5 separate regions of the Homo sapiens genome follow, and all the other regions are linked to region 2. The links are chromatin contacts, found by Hi-C or POLR2A ChIA-PET in ENCODE. All regions are on one chromosome and are shown on one strand. Each heading gives the region's core, a stretch centred on a gene start or an enhancer-like site at or near the end of the contact. The rest is flanking DNA. Distances are from core to core; before and after follow the strand shown. Region 1 holds the start of RPL10 (ribosomal protein L10). Region 2 holds the start of MECP2 (methyl-CpG binding protein 2). Region 3 holds the start of IDH3G (isocitrate dehydrogenase (NAD(+)) 3 non-catalytic subunit gamma). Region 4 holds the start of PLXNB3 (plexin B3). Region 5 holds the start of CCNQ (cyclin Q).

Evidence for each region. Hi-C counts contacts between places; a loop is a spot of excess contacts on that map. ChIA-PET counts read pairs that join two places held with the same protein, here RNA polymerase II (POLR2A). Pooled maps may share reads with other maps.
Region 1: a pooled map shows a loop between it and region 2 (17-fold over the local background). The contact joins the promoter of RPL10 here to the promoter of MECP2 in region 2. A Hi-C loop is called at or near these places in 1 of 168 maps with a recorded cell type or tissue (aorta) and 12 of 50 pooled maps. POLR2A ChIA-PET finds 5 or more read pairs at or near these places in 3 of 52 experiments (CD4-positive, alpha-beta T cell, activated CD8-positive, alpha-beta memory T cell and naive thymus-derived CD8-positive, alpha-beta T cell).
Region 3: a loop to region 2 is called in a map of naive thymus-derived CD4-positive, alpha-beta T cell, with 25 times the contacts of the local background. The contact joins the promoter of IDH3G here to the promoter of MECP2 in region 2. A Hi-C loop is called at or near these places in 1 of 168 maps with a recorded cell type or tissue (naive thymus-derived CD4-positive, alpha-beta T cell), 10 of 37 single-sample maps with no recorded cell type and 11 of 50 pooled maps. POLR2A ChIA-PET finds 5 or more read pairs at or near these places in 2 of 52 experiments (both activated T-cell).
Region 4: a pooled map shows a loop between it and region 2 (4-fold over the local background). The contact joins the promoter of PLXNB3 here to the promoter of MECP2 in region 2. A Hi-C loop is called at or near these places in 3 of 50 pooled maps. POLR2A ChIA-PET finds 5 or more read pairs at or near these places in 2 of 52 experiments (AG04449 and activated naive CD8-positive, alpha-beta T cell).
Region 5: a loop to region 2 is called in a map with no recorded cell type, with 27 times the contacts of the local background. The contact joins the promoter of CCNQ here to the promoter of MECP2 in region 2. A Hi-C loop is called at or near these places in 1 of 168 maps with a recorded cell type or tissue (right cardiac atrium), 3 of 37 single-sample maps with no recorded cell type and 10 of 50 pooled maps. POLR2A ChIA-PET finds 5 or more read pairs at or near these places in 1 of 52 experiments (WTC11).

Annotation. Positions count from the first base shown.
Region 1 is chrX:154,397,016-154,399,797 of GRCh38, reverse strand. RPL10 (ribosomal protein L10) reads right to left here and starts at 1,421. Exons shown (of 7, transcript NM_006013.5): 1 at 1,404-1,421; 2 at 1,256-1,301; 3 at 402-460; 4 at 204-311. The coding sequence starts at 1,278. LOC124905228 (a long non-coding RNA gene) reads left to right here and starts at 956. Exons shown (of 2, transcript XR_007068356.1): 1 at 956-2,213. RefSeq lists enhancers at 1-420, 421-966, 1,289-1,498, 1,511-2,056 and silencers at 2,059-2,128, 2,199-2,378.
Region 2 is chrX:154,096,464-154,099,303 of GRCh38, reverse strand. MECP2 (methyl-CpG binding protein 2) reads left to right here and starts at 1,587. Exons shown (of 3, transcript NM_001110792.2): 1 at 1,587-1,700. The coding sequence starts at 1,639. RefSeq lists silencers at 1,302-1,661, 1,747-1,985, 1,962-2,021, 2,082-2,161 and an enhancer at 2,482-2,571.
Region 3 is chrX:153,792,975-153,795,895 of GRCh38, reverse strand. It overlaps IDH3G (isocitrate dehydrogenase (NAD(+)) 3 non-catalytic subunit gamma), which reads left to right and starts at 1,521. Exons shown (of 13, transcript NM_004135.4): 1 at 1,521-1,650. The coding sequence starts at 1,570. It overlaps SSR4 (signal sequence receptor subunit 4), which reads right to left and starts at 1,228. Exons shown (of 6, transcript NM_006280.3): 1 at 1,142-1,228. The coding sequence starts at 1,208. RefSeq lists enhancers at 1,272-1,531, 1,431-2,158 and a silencer at 1,822-1,971.
Region 4 is chrX:153,762,615-153,765,576 of GRCh38, reverse strand. PLXNB3 (plexin B3) reads right to left here and starts at 1,328. Exons shown (of 36, transcript NM_005393.3): 1 at 1,273-1,328; 2 at 1-106. The coding sequence starts at 41. PLXNB3-AS1 (PLXNB3 antisense RNA 1) reads left to right here. Exons shown (of 3, transcript NR_199696.1): 2 at 1,728-1,867.
Region 5 is chrX:153,597,677-153,600,712 of GRCh38, reverse strand. CCNQ (cyclin Q) reads left to right here and starts at 1,574. Exons shown (of 5, transcript NM_152274.5): 1 at 1,574-1,751. The coding sequence starts at 1,640. LOC105373383 (a long non-coding RNA gene) reads right to left here and starts at 1,373. Exons shown (of 1, transcript NR_131982.1): 1 at 820-1,373. RefSeq lists an enhancer at 1-63 and silencers at 1,204-1,343, 1,444-1,493, 1,504-1,863.

The sequences.
Region 1 (2,782 bases), core at 172-2,671, 300 kb before region 2:
TAGGGAGAAGAAAAGCAGCAAAGTGAGAGAAGATAATAGAGAAACATTCACCACGACTATCTCCAGCTCAGGGGAACTGTGTTGGCTGAGTTTTGTAAGGCTCATGTTTCATCAACTCCCAATTCCAGTGCAGTGTATGTGGGTGGGGTTGAGGGAGCACGGAGGAAGGACTGGGGGGTGACGAACAAAGAATCCTGCCTTACCTTCAGAGGACAGCTGCTCATATTCATCTGACACCATGTGGCCACAAAGCGGAAACTCATCCACTTTTGCCTTTTTCCGCCCCAGGTCAAAAATGCGAATCTTGGCATCTAAAAGGATTGGGTAAGTGTGCAGGGGGTGTCACAGACGGACGCGGAGTCCGCAGAGCCAACCAGTGCAGGGGCTCTTCCACTACTTACCAGGGACACCTCGGCAGAAGCGAGACTTTGGGTACGGCTTGTTCTTACAATACCGGTAACTGCAGGGGAGTGAAAAAACACAGGTTAGGTGAGGTTCACAGAAAGCCCAACAGGCACTTTGCCCCTCAAGGAACAACCCAAACGAGGGACGGGAAAAGGGTGGGGAATGCACGTCCACTTCTAAACCGTTTCCATTCGGGGAAATAAACTACAAAGCAACAGTTGGCTGCTGCAACACAGACAACACCCAAGACTAGAAACAACAGACACCATCTTCCGTTACTTTGTCTTACGCTTCCTATAAACACTTTGCAACAAACTTTCCTAGTTAAAAATTCTCTCTTCAAGACACTGCGTACTACAAAATCGCCGCATTATCATTGCACAGCTCAGGTCACCCAATTTAAGACTTTCGGGCACGTGGCACTAAATCCACCTCCAAGCCGAGTGGAAATGCGTCTGGCGCCCCCTGTAGGACACAGGAGGCGGCCGCACCCGTTTTTCCCGGACTGCCCTTCACGTCCGACAACGCACGCGGCACGTCGCCCGGAAATAAGACAGAGAACGCACACAAAGGCCCCAAGAGCGTATCTAGCGCCCGAAAATGCGGTGAGCTTGCAGGACACAGGCAGAGATACGAGGGAACCGTCGCTTCCACACCGACACGGGAACGAAGGAACAGACAGTAATATTGCAGACTAAAAAATAGCCGGGAGGTGTAAAACATAGGGTCAGTTCCCAAGACAGGGCCGCCGCACGGGGGAGGCTCCACCCCACAATTGTTTTCAGCGGCCATAGGCACTTCTTTCCCCGCCCGTTTCCCAGCAGTGAAAGTACACGGATTCAAGACTCACCAACGGGCGGGGCGGCGGCCCATGGCGACACCAGGATCTTCAGTGGCTGCAACGAAAAAGAGAGAGTCGGAACGGAAGACGAGAACAGACCTAAAAGGTGTGAGAACCAGCAACGGCACCGCAAGAGACGACAACTGCGCTTACTCACCACACCGAAGGGAAAGAGGCGCTCCTCCGCCTGCGCATGGCTTATATAGGCGGTCTGTCTGCGCGCGTAAGAACCATAGAGTCCTGTCGAAGACGGGTGGACGCTCTGTCAGACGTCATGACCATAGACGCAGCCGCTCTTGGCGCTTGCGCCCGGGCGTAGCCCAGCACATGCGCAGATCAGAGAGGTGACCGGGTACCAGGGCCGCGGGCGGCCAGCTGACGAATGGGGCTTCGCCACATGGTCGCGAGAAGCCCGCTTCCGGCTGGCCATCTTGGGCGTAGAACTCTTGCCCTAGGCTTTGCCGTTAACTGTGACAGACGTATATTTCTGAGAGTGGAAAAAAGGAAAGTACCCTAGGTGGGCCTCCCGGCGACCGCGAGAGTGTCCCTGAGCTTGCACGGGTCTCGGACACGCGCTCCGTGCCTCCTTCTAGGCTAGAGGCCCCGGCGGTGAAGCGCCATACGGGGATCTGGGCCCGCGTTCCTTTGTCAACCCGGGAGGCCGGAGGGGGAGACCCATTCCCCTACCGGAGAGGCTGGACCAGGCCTTGCTGGGAGCCATGCCCCGTATCCCCGTTTCCTGGAGACCCAGGGTTCGCACATTGCCGCGGGGAAGAGGTCGAGGAGAAATCTCCACGGAGACTCATGGCCTGGGAAACCCCGGGGCATCTCTAGCCCCGCTCCGCCCACCCTGACCCGCACCGTCCCGACCAGCTGCGTCTCGGGCGCCGCCTCCCATGAGCCGCTCTCGCCTGGGCACCGCCCCACCTCGCCCTTCCCACTCCACTGTGCTCAAGAGTCCCTCCGGGTGCGTCTGGGGGTCGTGGGGAAGCAGGGCCGCCCCCACCCGCCCACGGGGCAGCATCCGGGGAGAGGTGCGCAGAGCAGGCGGGCGTCCTGGGGGAAGTGGCATCTGGAGGTATCTGTCCACCATTCTGCAGGTGGGGCGCGGTGGGGTAACAAAGTCTTCCCGTCCTTTGACAGGAAGGACGGGAGGAAATCCTGCTCGAGCGCACCTGTTTTCCAGGATGATATGTCGCTTTTATAAATGGCTGCAGGTCCCTTTGAGAAAAGCTTGGGACGATTTCTGGGGTGCACTTGCAGCAGTGGTGCAAGGTCCTTCCCAGGGGAACCTAGCCTCCCTTTCCATCATGGGACTCTGGATGCCGGCGGTGACTTAGGTCTGGAAACTGGGTTCGAGGCTGTAACACCACTGGGGCAGTACAAGTCAGGAATTGCGGCGGAGTGCCGTGGCTCACGCCTGTGATCTCAGCACTTTGAGGGGCGGAGGTGGGCGGATCACTTGAGCCCAGGAATTTGAGACCTGGACAACATGGCGAAAAACCGCCTCTACAAAAATTAAAAACTAAAAATTGG
Region 2 (2,840 bases), core at 338-2,837:
AAACTTAGCCAGGCGTGGTGGTTCGCATCTGTGGTCCCAGCTACTTAGGACGCTGAGGAGGGAGGATCGCTTGAGCTCAGGGTGGACGTTGCAGTGAGCCAAGATTGCGCCACTGCACTGCAGCCTGGGTGACAGAATGAGACCCCATCCCCACCCCCCCCAAAAAAGAATGAACTCCCAGTTCTCATAGTGGCCCCAGCTGCCTTTCCAATCACATTCCCTACCACTCTCCAGCAACACTGACTTCCTCGTTAGTCCCCAACATGCCAGGCATAGTCTCTCCTCATGTCCTTTGAACTTGCCTGGAATGTTCTTTCCCCAGATATTCATATGAGGGAGTAAAATGAGGGTGAAAACCAGCAGATATCTAAATAGCACCCCCTTCACTTAGTTTATCTTTCTCAAAGCCCTTATCACTATGTGAAATGATATATTATACTTATTTGTATGCTAGTATGAATCTTCCCGGCAAGAATGTTAGTTTGCTGTCTGTTCAGTACCGTGCATCCAGAGCCTGGAAGAGTGCCTGGCACATAGCAGGTAGTCAATAAATGAATGGGGGCAAGCAGCCAAATCAGAATCAGGTTTTCTTGCTAAGCATAGAACTAACAGAAGGATCATTGAATGGATTGGATAATGACTGGCATCAGGGTAAGGTCCCCTTAACAAACACTCCTGTCCTGAACACCTGGTTAGCTAACAGTTTTCTCATACTCTTATTTTCCCAAAACACAATTGCTGGATCTCAGCTCCAAATCAACTCTTCTAGGAAAGTGAAAAATTGCTGGATCTCAGCTCCCAAATCATATCTTCCAGGCAGAGCTAACATTGCCCCTTATTCACACCTCCACCAAACCATCTGATCCAACAGTGACAGGTGTCACGAGGCCTTGGCATGCACTCTCTTCCCCCGCCAGAGTTCTGCGAAAGCCAGGGTTGCGATTTGTTGTCAGTTTATTCCCCGCCTCTATGAGAGTGTGAGCACTGGGCAGGCTCGGATGAAATAATGCATTGAGTAGGCCTCTGAAACCAAGGCCCCTCAGCTGGGGCAACGTCAGGCTCCAGGGTGGGCAACTTTGCTGCTTCTGCCGAAGATAGTGATATTGAGAAAATGTGGGTGCAATGAAACGCTTATTGCAGCGCACTCGGTGCATCTGTGGACAGAGGGTCAATCGCCCCTCAGAGCAGCGCAAACAGGCGTCCCAAGCCTAGGCCTTCACTTGCCCCAGCATCCGCAAGGGTCCATTAATCCTTAACATTCAAATTCCGCCCACTAAACCAGTCCCTCCGCGCCCAAGCCGCCTCTTTTCCCCAAACGACGGCCGAAAGCAGCCAATCAACAGCTGGAGGGGTCCGCCCCCTTTTCCCTGGCCGAAATGGACAGGAAATCTCGCCAATTGACGGCATCGCCGCTGAGACTCCCCCCTCCCCCGTCCTCCCCGTCCCAGCCCGGCCATCACAGCCAATGACGGGCGGGCTCGCAGCGGCGCCGAGGGCGGGGCGCGGGCGCGCAGGTGCAGCAGCGCGCGGGCCGGCCAAGAGGGCGGGGCGCGACGTCGGCCGTGCGGGGTCCCGGCGTCGGCGGCGCGCGCGCTCCCTCCTCTCGGAGAGAGGGCTGTGGTAAAAGCCGTCCGGAAAATGGCCGCCGCCGCCGCCGCCGCGCCGAGCGGAGGAGGAGGAGGAGGCGAGGAGGAGAGACTGTGAGTGGGACCGCCGTGGCCGCGGGCGGGGACCCTTGCCGGGGGGCGGGGGTCAGGGGCGGGACGTGGCGCGGGAGGGGCCCGCGGGGTCGGACGACACGGCTGGCGGATGGCGTCCCTCCTCTCTACCCTCCCCCTCCCGCCGCCGCCGGTGGCGACTCTCCCCTCGGCCCGTCACCCCTGCTCGCGGGTGACCGTCCTCGGCGCGGCCTCCCTGGAGCCGCCTTCGCCTGACGCCCCTCTTCCTCCCGCCCTCGACGCGCATCCCGGCCCCCGGCCCCGCGGGCGCCCCTGTCGCCGGGGCTTCGCCTGTCGGGGCTGCGCGCGCTCCTGCCCTTCTCGGGGCTTTGGGCCGCGGCGCCGTCGCGCGCCCGCGGCCCCGGCCTCTCCCTGGATCGCGCTCTCCCCCTCCCTCCCTCGCGCGCCCCCTCTCCCGTTACTCGGCCCCCCCACCGGCGCGCGTGCGCACTTCGCCTCCCGTCGGGAGAGTGCGCCACAAGGGCTCCTGAGCTCTCACCCCCATCTCTGGGCTTTGCCTCCCCCTCCTTCTCGCCCATTCCATGAATTTCTGCCCCCCGCTACCCCCCCGCGAGCGAGTAGGTCCACCGGCTCCTTTCCCCATCTAGCAGGAACAAGTAGGTGGGGATTATTATCCACAAAAGGGACTAGACATTGTGTTCTGGGTCCCACAACTCATCATAAAGAGGTGGTTATAGTTCCCATCAGGAGCCGTGGGTAGGGGACTGTGCGTCCAGCAGCACCCGAGGCTCTTCGGCGCCAGAGGCTCTAAGGTGCGAGCGTGTCCCCAGGGTGCTCAGAGGTTCTTTGGAGTGCTGTGGCCTCGGAATGTGAGCACCCTCCCATCCTACCCTCCCCTTCGCCGGCGATCTTCCAGTTACATAAGTGGAGTGGGACATAGTAGGTAACGGGCTCTCATCGCCCTGGAGCGCTCGGGATCACCGGTACCAGATGGGGCAAGTTCATCGCGACGCTGTGGCTCCTGTTAATTGTGCCTGAAAGGTTATCCTCTGTTCAGTTTGGTCATGACCGAATCACCCAAACTGAAACTCAGATGACTTTTATATGGCAGTGGCAATGTTTCTGTGGTTTTGCACTAAAGACTTAAGGTCATTATGAAGA
Region 3 (2,921 bases), core at 272-2,771, 300 kb after region 2:
AGAAGCACAACTTGTTAGCTGTGAGAGAAAGGACCTTGCCTTAGCCTTCTCCATAACCAGAGGCCCAAAGGAAAGGAAGGCTGCCGCCTACATCAGAGGGTGTGAAACAAAGGCTCCCCAAAGTGGGAATGTTCTCAGCCACCCGCTGTCCAAATGTGGTGCCCTGGCAGAACGATGGCTTCAGCAGAGGACGTCAGAGAAGGCTCTGGGTCTGGACCACAGGAGGCAGATCCCTAGGAACAGCGTGGAGGCAGTTCTCAGGGGCTAGATCCCGCCAGCCCTTCTGTGTCCTGCCTAAGTTGGGCCTGCTTCCTGTGGCGCAGGGGAGCCCCCGAAGGGTTTTATGGCCAGGCTTGTCCTCTGGATACGTCCCTGACTATAGTTCAGGGAATTCCTGAGGGGCAGATGAGGAGTGTGCGGAAAGGGAGGCCAGTTAGGCTGCCAAAACGTTGCAGGCAGCAAGGCTACTGGCCTGAAGGACGGCAGAAAAGGGAATGTGGAGAAAGCCGCCCCTGTCCAGTCCTGGCCCCCGGGCCCGGGGCTGGCTGCTGCAGCCACCTCCTAAACACACTCTGGAGTTCAGACCTCAGCCCCTCACGAATGCAAATCGACGGGACCCCTGGTCGGCTCTGCCGAAAACTCTGGTAAGGGTAAGGCAGGGCCCTCCGGAAAAGCCAGTCTTCGGCCTGGCACTCAAGGCCCTGCGCACCTTTGGCTCCCCATCTAACTCGCCCCGCTCTTGCTCCCTCTCCTCACTGAGGTCCCTTCCTAGCTTATGTGGCTCCTCCAGCCCCGTTTTTGGCCGCGATCGCTCAGCGCTACAGAGCTTCGCTCCGGTCCGACCCCGCAGGGAGCGGGAGCCGGGACATGTGTCACGTTCCGTGCTGCAGCTTGGGGGCCGGGCGCACCATGGAGGCTCGGGGACTCCTCTTCGTATGGGCAGACAAGGAAAAGCCTGGCTGCCGGTAAACGTGCGCGAGGTGCTTTGGTCCCCCCGTCCCAAGGCCGCCTGCCTCTCGGGGGAAGGCCCGGCCCGCAGCGACGGACCCTGAAAGGCCGGACCCCCGCATCCCTCCTGCCCCCAACACCACCTGCCGTGGGTCAGAGGCTCGCAAGAAAGAAGCCCCGGCTGGGCCGCTACCTGAGCAGCGGGAGAGGCTGGACAGCAGGAGCAGCGCCAGGGCGCCGAGAGATGCCATCGCCGCCATCGCCTCTTCTCTGCCTAGAGGAAAAGAAAACGAGCTCCCATGAACACGAGGGGCAAACGAGGAAGAGCGACGCGTAAGTGGCAGCGGCAGCCAATCGCGCACCGAACGGCTGGGCCGGCATTGTGACGTCTCTGGCAGCACTGACGTGGCCCCTCCCTGAGCCAGGGGCCCAGCTGGTCGCGGTCCCCCCCTCAACATGGCGGCAGCGGTGCTCTAGGCGCCGGAAGGGGGCGTGAATCGGTGCGACCGCGCGCGTGCGCAGTACCGGGTCCGCGCCTGTCCCCGAAACTTCGCACCCCGTCGAACTCTCGCGAGAGCGGTATCTGCGTGTCGGGACGTGCGGAGGCTCTCACTTTCCGTCATGGCGCTGAAGGTAGCGACCGTCGCCGGCAGCGCCGCGAAGGCGGTGCTCGGGCCAGCCCTTCTCTGCCGTCCCTGGGAGGTGAGCAGGGAAAGAGCCACGGGACCGCGGCAGCGGTCGCAGGGGAGCGGTGGGGTAGCCGCACCCGAAGCAGTCTGGAGTCCGATTGGCTAGGGGCCCCACCAGGGGCGGGGAAAGGGCTTCGCGCCGGGGTTGATTGGCCGCCTCCGCTGTCACTGAGGGGATTGGCCGAAGTTGGCCCTGGACCGGCTCCCCCAGGGGGTCTGCATCGGGTGGCGGGGGGCCCTCCGGACGGGCCGGGAGAGTGGGCCACGGCGGCTGTCACCTCCTTAGTGTCCTTGAAGGAGCCCTTCTGAGGCAGTCACTCACGTATCCCGGCCCGCCTTTCTCAAACCGCTTCGGGAATCCGGTTCCGGGACTCAAATTTCTCCACGGTTTCCTCTCTCGTGGACCGCTTTGCCACCTATCCCGGTGGCAAAGAACCGGACTTTGCCAGTCATCCCCCATAGTCCCCCAGTCTTAGAGCCCCAGATGCCTTCCCCTCGAGGCGCCTGGAATGGGAAGGAGCTAGGGTTTCTGAGGCTGCGGGGGTTTTGCTTCTGCTCTTCTCCGTGTGCGGTCTTGCGTATTCAGGTCCGAGTCTTCTTTCCTTACACTTATTTAAGAAGAGGTTAATTTAGGTCCTAGGTGGGCTGGAAACCATCTGAAGCAGCTGCCAGCCAGCACCTGGCCCTGATGGGTAAGAGGTTTGACCTCTAGGCCATGCTCCCACACTGAGCCACTGCGTGGCCTTAGGCCATTTCCTCCTCTCTCTGGGTTCTAGTTTCCCCTTTGGAACCCAGAGGGGAGGAGACTTCATGTTCTCAAAGGATCCTGTCAACTCTGACCTTCCAGAACTCCGTGACTTTGCGGCCACTCCCCAGGGACATCTCTACTTGCCATGTTTTCTCCTTCTGACCTCTGGGGGAGACTGCTTGTGCCTAATGAAATTCTCTTGACGATGCTGACTTCTCCCACCTTGCTGCTGAAAGGACGGCAGTATATAGTGGCTTTCCAGAGGCTCTGATGGCTCCAGCAACTGGGCTCCTGTAGGCTCTTGGTGAAGACATGTGTGCCTCCTCCCTGACCTCCCCTGTGTGTGTGCCTGTGTGTGCGTTGGGGTGGGAGTAGGGGACAGTGAACGGTGGGTAGCTGGGCAGTGCCTTGCCCTGAGACTGACCGTCCTGGGTGTGAGAACCCTTACAGAGGAACCCCAGGTCTTGAATCCCACTGATTTGGACGCCATAGGAAAACATGCAGCCACCATTGACACATGGTCCAACAGAAATATG
Region 4 (2,962 bases), core at 79-2,578, 330 kb after region 2:
AAGTGGTGCAGCAGAGGGGTCTCCTGGGCGGCGTGGCACATACGCTCAGTTCAGCTGCCCCAGGGCAGTGGCGATGGGCATGAGATGGCTGCGGGGGGGCATTGTCCTGAGTGGGAGGGAGACAGTCGAGGCTCAGCCCCATTCGAGCTGGCCTGGGGAAGGAGGGGCGGCGGTGGGGGTGGCGCCCAGGGCCTAGCGACCGGGCTCCCTCACAGCTGGCAGCTTTGTCAATAGTGGCCAGGCCAAGGCAGCCCTGCCTCCACCACAACAATGTTCCCTCTGTCCAGAGGCCAGGCCAGGGCCCCACTCGCTAGTGCTGTCACCCCCACTGGGCTGTTCTGGACAGGGGGCTCCTTGCCACTTCCCACCCTCAGGGAGCCACCCCCGGGATCCGGGGACAAAGGGCCGGGGTTTCCTCCAGCCAGCCCTCCCCCTCTGGCCCTGCAACCCCTGTGTCACTAAGCATGCCCCTCCCTGGCTCCCCGGGTCCCTGTGAAGGGCACGGGGTGGACCTTGGAGCCCCTGCAAATGCCGGCTGGTAGCCTTGGGGCCTGGGTGAAGTGCCAGTCCTGGCCCTCAATGCCTGCCTTTGTCCAAAAGATCTTCCTCCACACCCCCAGCCCAGCCCTGCCCCTGGGGACTGGTGAAGTGGTGCCAGGTACAGCATGGTGGCAGCGAGCAGGACCACGGGAGGAGGCTGCTTGAGATGGGCTGAGGCAGAGGGTCCACAGGCCGGGGCTGTCCACCCCACCCTCTGAAGCACCGTCCTGCTGGCCTAGATGCCATCCATGCAGGGGATGGGGAAGGGAGGGGCACCTAGCAGCTAGACCCCCTGTCACCCTCACAGGCCACCCTGGCCAGTGGCACAGGAGCAGGTGCACTGGGGATGGGGTCTCTGCCTCCCCCACAGCACGGCAGCAGTAGGCTCCAGGGCAAGGTGGCAGTGGGCTGCTGTCACCTGGCTGGGCCAGTTGGGTGGCTGTGGGGGTGGGGAGCCAGGCGGGCAGCCTCTCTACCCTGTACCCTGCCCGAGGCTGGCGTTGGCTTTCCCATTTCGGGGAAGAAACATGGTTCCCCACCTCCTAACCCCAGGGCTACCACTTGGGGGACACCGTGCTCCCAGACACCTAGTGCCGTCGTCAGGCTGGGCCGACACCCGAGCGCTCTTGCCTGACCCCAGCCAGTTGGCCCTGAGACCCTGATGCCTTGCCCTGAGGCTGGTAGCCCCTGCACCCCAAGCCCAAGCCCAAGCCTGCCCCAGCTCTTGCCTACCTGGTGGGCCACCGGCGAGGGCCAAGTAGCAGCTGGCGGTGCCAGGAGCACGTCTCACAGAGCCCCAGCCTCCCTCCCCACAATGCAATCGTGCCCAGTCCGACTCATCCCAACAAGCCCGGCCAGGCAGCCCAGCCTCTCTCCGCCCGCCCCTTTGCCCAATGGCACAGGGCAGGATGTTGCTGCCCTCTGCTGGCCGCAGCGGGCATGATGGAGTACTGACCGTGGGCACCTGGCAGGTGAGAGACGGCAGCGCCCTCCTATTGGGTGGGCATTCCATAACCTGGCACGAAGCACCTACTGGATGCCAGGCTTGGGCTTGGCACTGGCACCATCCAGAAACAAACACAGGTTGGGAAACTGAGGCACAGGAGGTTAGGAAACTTGAATAAAGTCACACAGCTAGTATGTGGCAAGGCTGAGTCAATCACAGGGCCCCTTCACTTAACCGTCAGGCTACATGACCTTGAACCATGAACCTTGGCAGGCGTTGGGCAGGAGATGGAGCTGAGGCCTACCCCAGGCCAGGCCTGGACGTGACATGCCCACGTGGCGTTGAGGAAAAACCAGTGTTTCCCACCGACTGGAACACAAGGTTGGTCAAGGGCCGTCTCCCAGGGTGTGGCGGAGGTCAGCAAATCAGGTGGGGTCTTTGTGGCCAGGCTTGAGAACTTGAACTTGTCTCGCCATGGGCAACTGCAAGCTGGTGGCACTGGGGCAGAGAATGTGGGGAGGCCTGGTCCAGTGGTGGTCATGGGCATGGAGAGAGGCGGGCGCGTTCTAGAGGCGCTCTGGGGAGGCAGCATTCTGAAGACTGTGCGTTGGACCCAGGGCAGGAGGCGAAGGCAGGAGAATCCAGGCGACCCTGGGGCTTTTCTGCTGGGGCACTGTTCCCCCTGTGGCAGGGCCATCCACAGAGGGGCTGGCGGAAGTGGGAGGACGGTAAGACTGAGGGGCCCATGAGGGAGGAGGAAATGGTGATGGGGCTGGGGAGGCCTGGGGGTGAGAAGCTTGGCTCAGGTGGCTGGAGCCCTGGGGGCGGCCAGGGTATAGGGCCAGGTGTTGGCCCTGGAGCTCAAAGGCCCAGCAGACTCGGGGTATGGGTGCTTCCCTGAGCAGCTGTGTCATTCTTTCCAACCTGCATGGAGAGAAATGGGGCACAGAGGTGGGTAACTTGCCCAGGGCCATGACCTGACGTCGTTTCTTCAGAGTGCATTCCACAGAGATGGGATTTGAACCTGGGCATTCTGGCACGGGCCACGCTCTGGACCACTGGGCCCCAGATCCACAGCTTCTCACCTGCAGCCGCTGAGGATGTGGAGGCAGACCAGGCAGGCCCGTGGGAAGGACCACCAAAAAGCGAGTGAGCAGCCGGCGAGGGGTCTCTCCCCAACAGGAAGGCCAGGCAGCCTTGAAGGAGCCAGGGAGGGATTTAGAAGCTCCAGGAGGGGAGGCTTGGGGGAGCCAGCTGGCCTCTCTCCCTCTCCCTGTCCTTCCCCCCATGCCTACCCCAACACACACACACATGTCCTTGCTGGCCCCGGATGAGACAGACGCCTGCAATCTGGCATGGGGAATGGGTTTCTCCTTCCTTTCCACAGAAGAAAATAAATCAGGCTGGGCGTCGTGGCTCCCGCCTGTAATCCCAGCACTTTGGGAGCCTAAGGCAGCAGGATCACTTGGGCCCAGG
Region 5 (3,036 bases), core at 325-2,824, 500 kb after region 2:
CGCCTTTTAGAAAGCTCGCTCTGGCGGCTGGTATTGTGGGGTGAATGCCAGCCCCCAAAAGGTGTGTCCGTGTCCTAATCCCTGTTACTGTGACCTTATTTAGCAGAAGGGCCTTTGCAAGATGTAATGAAAATAAGGATGTCAAGATGAGCTCCTCCTGGATTATCTAGGTAGGCCCTAATCCAGTGACAGGTGTGCTTATAAGAGACAGACGAGAAGACAGGGAGAAGGCCATGTAGAGACGGAGGCACAGATTGGAGTGATGGGGCCACAAGCCCAGGAAGAACTCAGGCTGCAGAAGCTGGAAGAGCAAGGAAGAACTGATCCTCTGCCAGAGCCTTTGAGGGAGCAAAGCCCTAGTGTCACCTCCATTTCAGGTGTCTGGCCTCCAGAATTGAGAGAGGATATACTTCTGCTGTTTTTAGCAACCCAATTTGTGGTCATTTGTTACAGCAGCCCCAGGAAACTAACCCAGCTGGGATGGAGAGAGGACTTGGGGAGGCTGGTGGAGGCAGGAAGTGCTGAGGAAGGAGAATGAGGCCGGACTGGGTGTGTGGGGTGGGGGTAAGAGGTGGAGACTTCCACACCATCAGGAGATCAAGGCGCCTGGGCAGAAGGGTTTAGGGAGCAGTAGCTTTTTCCTCTCCATATTGCCAGCTGTCTGAAATTGTAGCAATGATCTGAATGTATCAGAATGACTCCAGTGACTGTCACTAACTTGGGAGTGAGTACCTTTGGGGTTCTATGTCCCTAAAGCCTGATGCACCATTTCCTGCTTGTGGAAGACGCGAATGAAAAATGAGATGGTAAATACCTGAGTTCGATATTCAGCATTCATTCAGCAAACATTTATTAGGCTCCTACTGTGCGTCGCGCTGGAAAGGCAAGCAGAAGCTAGATTCCCAATCGATCCCGGGAGGCTGGACGATCCAGACACAAACACCGTTCATGCGTCTATTCGAAAAGGCCCTCTTGGAATTTTGTGCACAGCATTTCCTTGGGGTGTCGATGGATCGGGGTCTGCAAACATTAGCACCTTTTCCGGTGGCCGCTGTCTTCTCAGACCTCAGACACCGGCGCCTCCCCGTGAACTCCCGCAGGCGTCCCTAGCCCAGGGCTTGGCGGGCGCTGCCGGTTGTACCTGGCCTAAGCCACGCTGGGCCGACAGCCCGGGGCGACACCCCCTTCGGACGGCGGGGATTTGCGGCTCGGGTGACCGGAGGTGCCCTCCCGCGGGTCTCGGAGCAGCTCCGCGGGCTCTCGCTCCGCGGGGAGGAGCCTGCGTCTCCCAGGGGCGGGGCTCGAGGCGCCTAGGGGCCGGTGGACACATACCAGCCGCCCCGTGGTGTCGGCCTCTGCGCCTGCGCCTGCGCCTGCGCGCGCGGCCAGGCAGCGTCTGTGGCGCAAGCGCGCGCTCACCCTTGGGCGAGGGCCCTGAGGGGCGGGGCGGGGCGGAGGAGCGGCGGGGCGGCGAGGGGCGGGGCGGGGCGGCGAGGGGCGGGGCGGGGCGGCGAGGGGCGGGGCGGGGCGGGGCCGGACGCGGCCGGGTGGGGCGGCAGCGCCCGCCGCGAGCACCTCCAGTTCTGCCGGCTTCTGCGCGCCGGGGCCGCCTCTCCTTCCGCCGGTGCCGCGGCGCCTCATGGAAGCCCCGGAGGGCGGCGGAGGGGGGCCTGCAGCGCGGGGCCCGGAGGGGCAGCCGGCGCCCGAAGCCAGGGTGCACTTCCGAGTGGCGAGGTTCATCATGGAGGCAGGTAACCGCGGCCGGGGGAGGCCAGGACAGGCGGCGCCGCGGCCCGCTTCGCGGAGCGGGCCCGGCTGGCCAGGCCGGCCTTCTGGAGTGCTCACCGTAGCAGAGGCCGGGAAGCCCTGCTCGGGGCTGAGGACCTCCGCCTTTGCGCCGCGCCCGGTGTGCTGAGCAGTGAGCCGCGAGGTATCCCCATGGCGTGGACCGGTGTGCAGGCCCTAGGAGAGGACGTGGCCGGGTTGGGCCTCCAGCGAGGCGGAGACCGGCCCGGGCGCCCGCAGCTCTGCGCAGTGCGCCACGCCTTCTGCCGGCACCCGCGGCCCTGCACTCCGGTAGACTTTATGGCGCTTAGTCGCGCGGAGCCTTTTGGAGAACGCTGTCCGAGGGTTCCTGTCACTCCGGGGACCTAGGCTGCTTGCAGCTCCTGTTCCGAACCCTGCCAGGACATCCACAGTAGTGTTGGGCTCCGCGCTTCCCAGGCGAGGTGATTAAGCTAAGATCTCTGTAGAAACATCGTTTCCATCCAGCCATCAACAGTATTTTTTTTTTTTTCGAGACGGAGTCTCGCTCTGTTGGCCAGGCTGGAGTGCAGTGGCGTGATCTCGGCTCACTGCAACCTCCGTCTCCCGGACTAAAGCAATTATCCTTCCTCACGCTTCCGAGTAGCTGGAATTACAGGTGTGTGCCACCGTACCCGGCTAATGTTTGTATTTTTAGTAGAGACGGGGTTTCACCATGTTGGCCAGGCTGGTCTTGAACTCCTGGCCTCAGGTGATCCAGTTGCCTCGCCCTCCCAAAGTGCTGGGATTACAGGCGTGAGCTACCTCGTCCGGCCCATCAACAGTATCTTGATAGGAGATACTGTTAGTTGGCGGGTAGTTATTTCCTACCTTTACTGCTTGGGGGAGAAGGGTTGGGCAGATGTGCTTTCTACCCAAGGTGGGCGGAGAGTCTGAGGACTGCTGCAGGACTGTTCATCCCAGTGATATGTAAATTTACTGTAATTTGCAAGAAGAGTTGCAAAGTTATTATTAGGGAAGGATGGCAGTGACACCTCATCTGCTACCGTCTGCTCGGAGGGTCCGTGTAAATTGGGGTTTGCTCTGTAAAACAAAGCTTGGAAGGTCATGTCAGTAACAGCACCTTATCTGGCATCTCCTGGAATGAGGGGTCCCAGGTAGGAATTGTCTTTATATAACAAGTTTAGACCTTCTGAGGGACTTCTTTATAAAATGTATTACACAATCCTTTGTCCTTTGTAGGAGGCTAAATATTGATTTCCCAAAGATGTC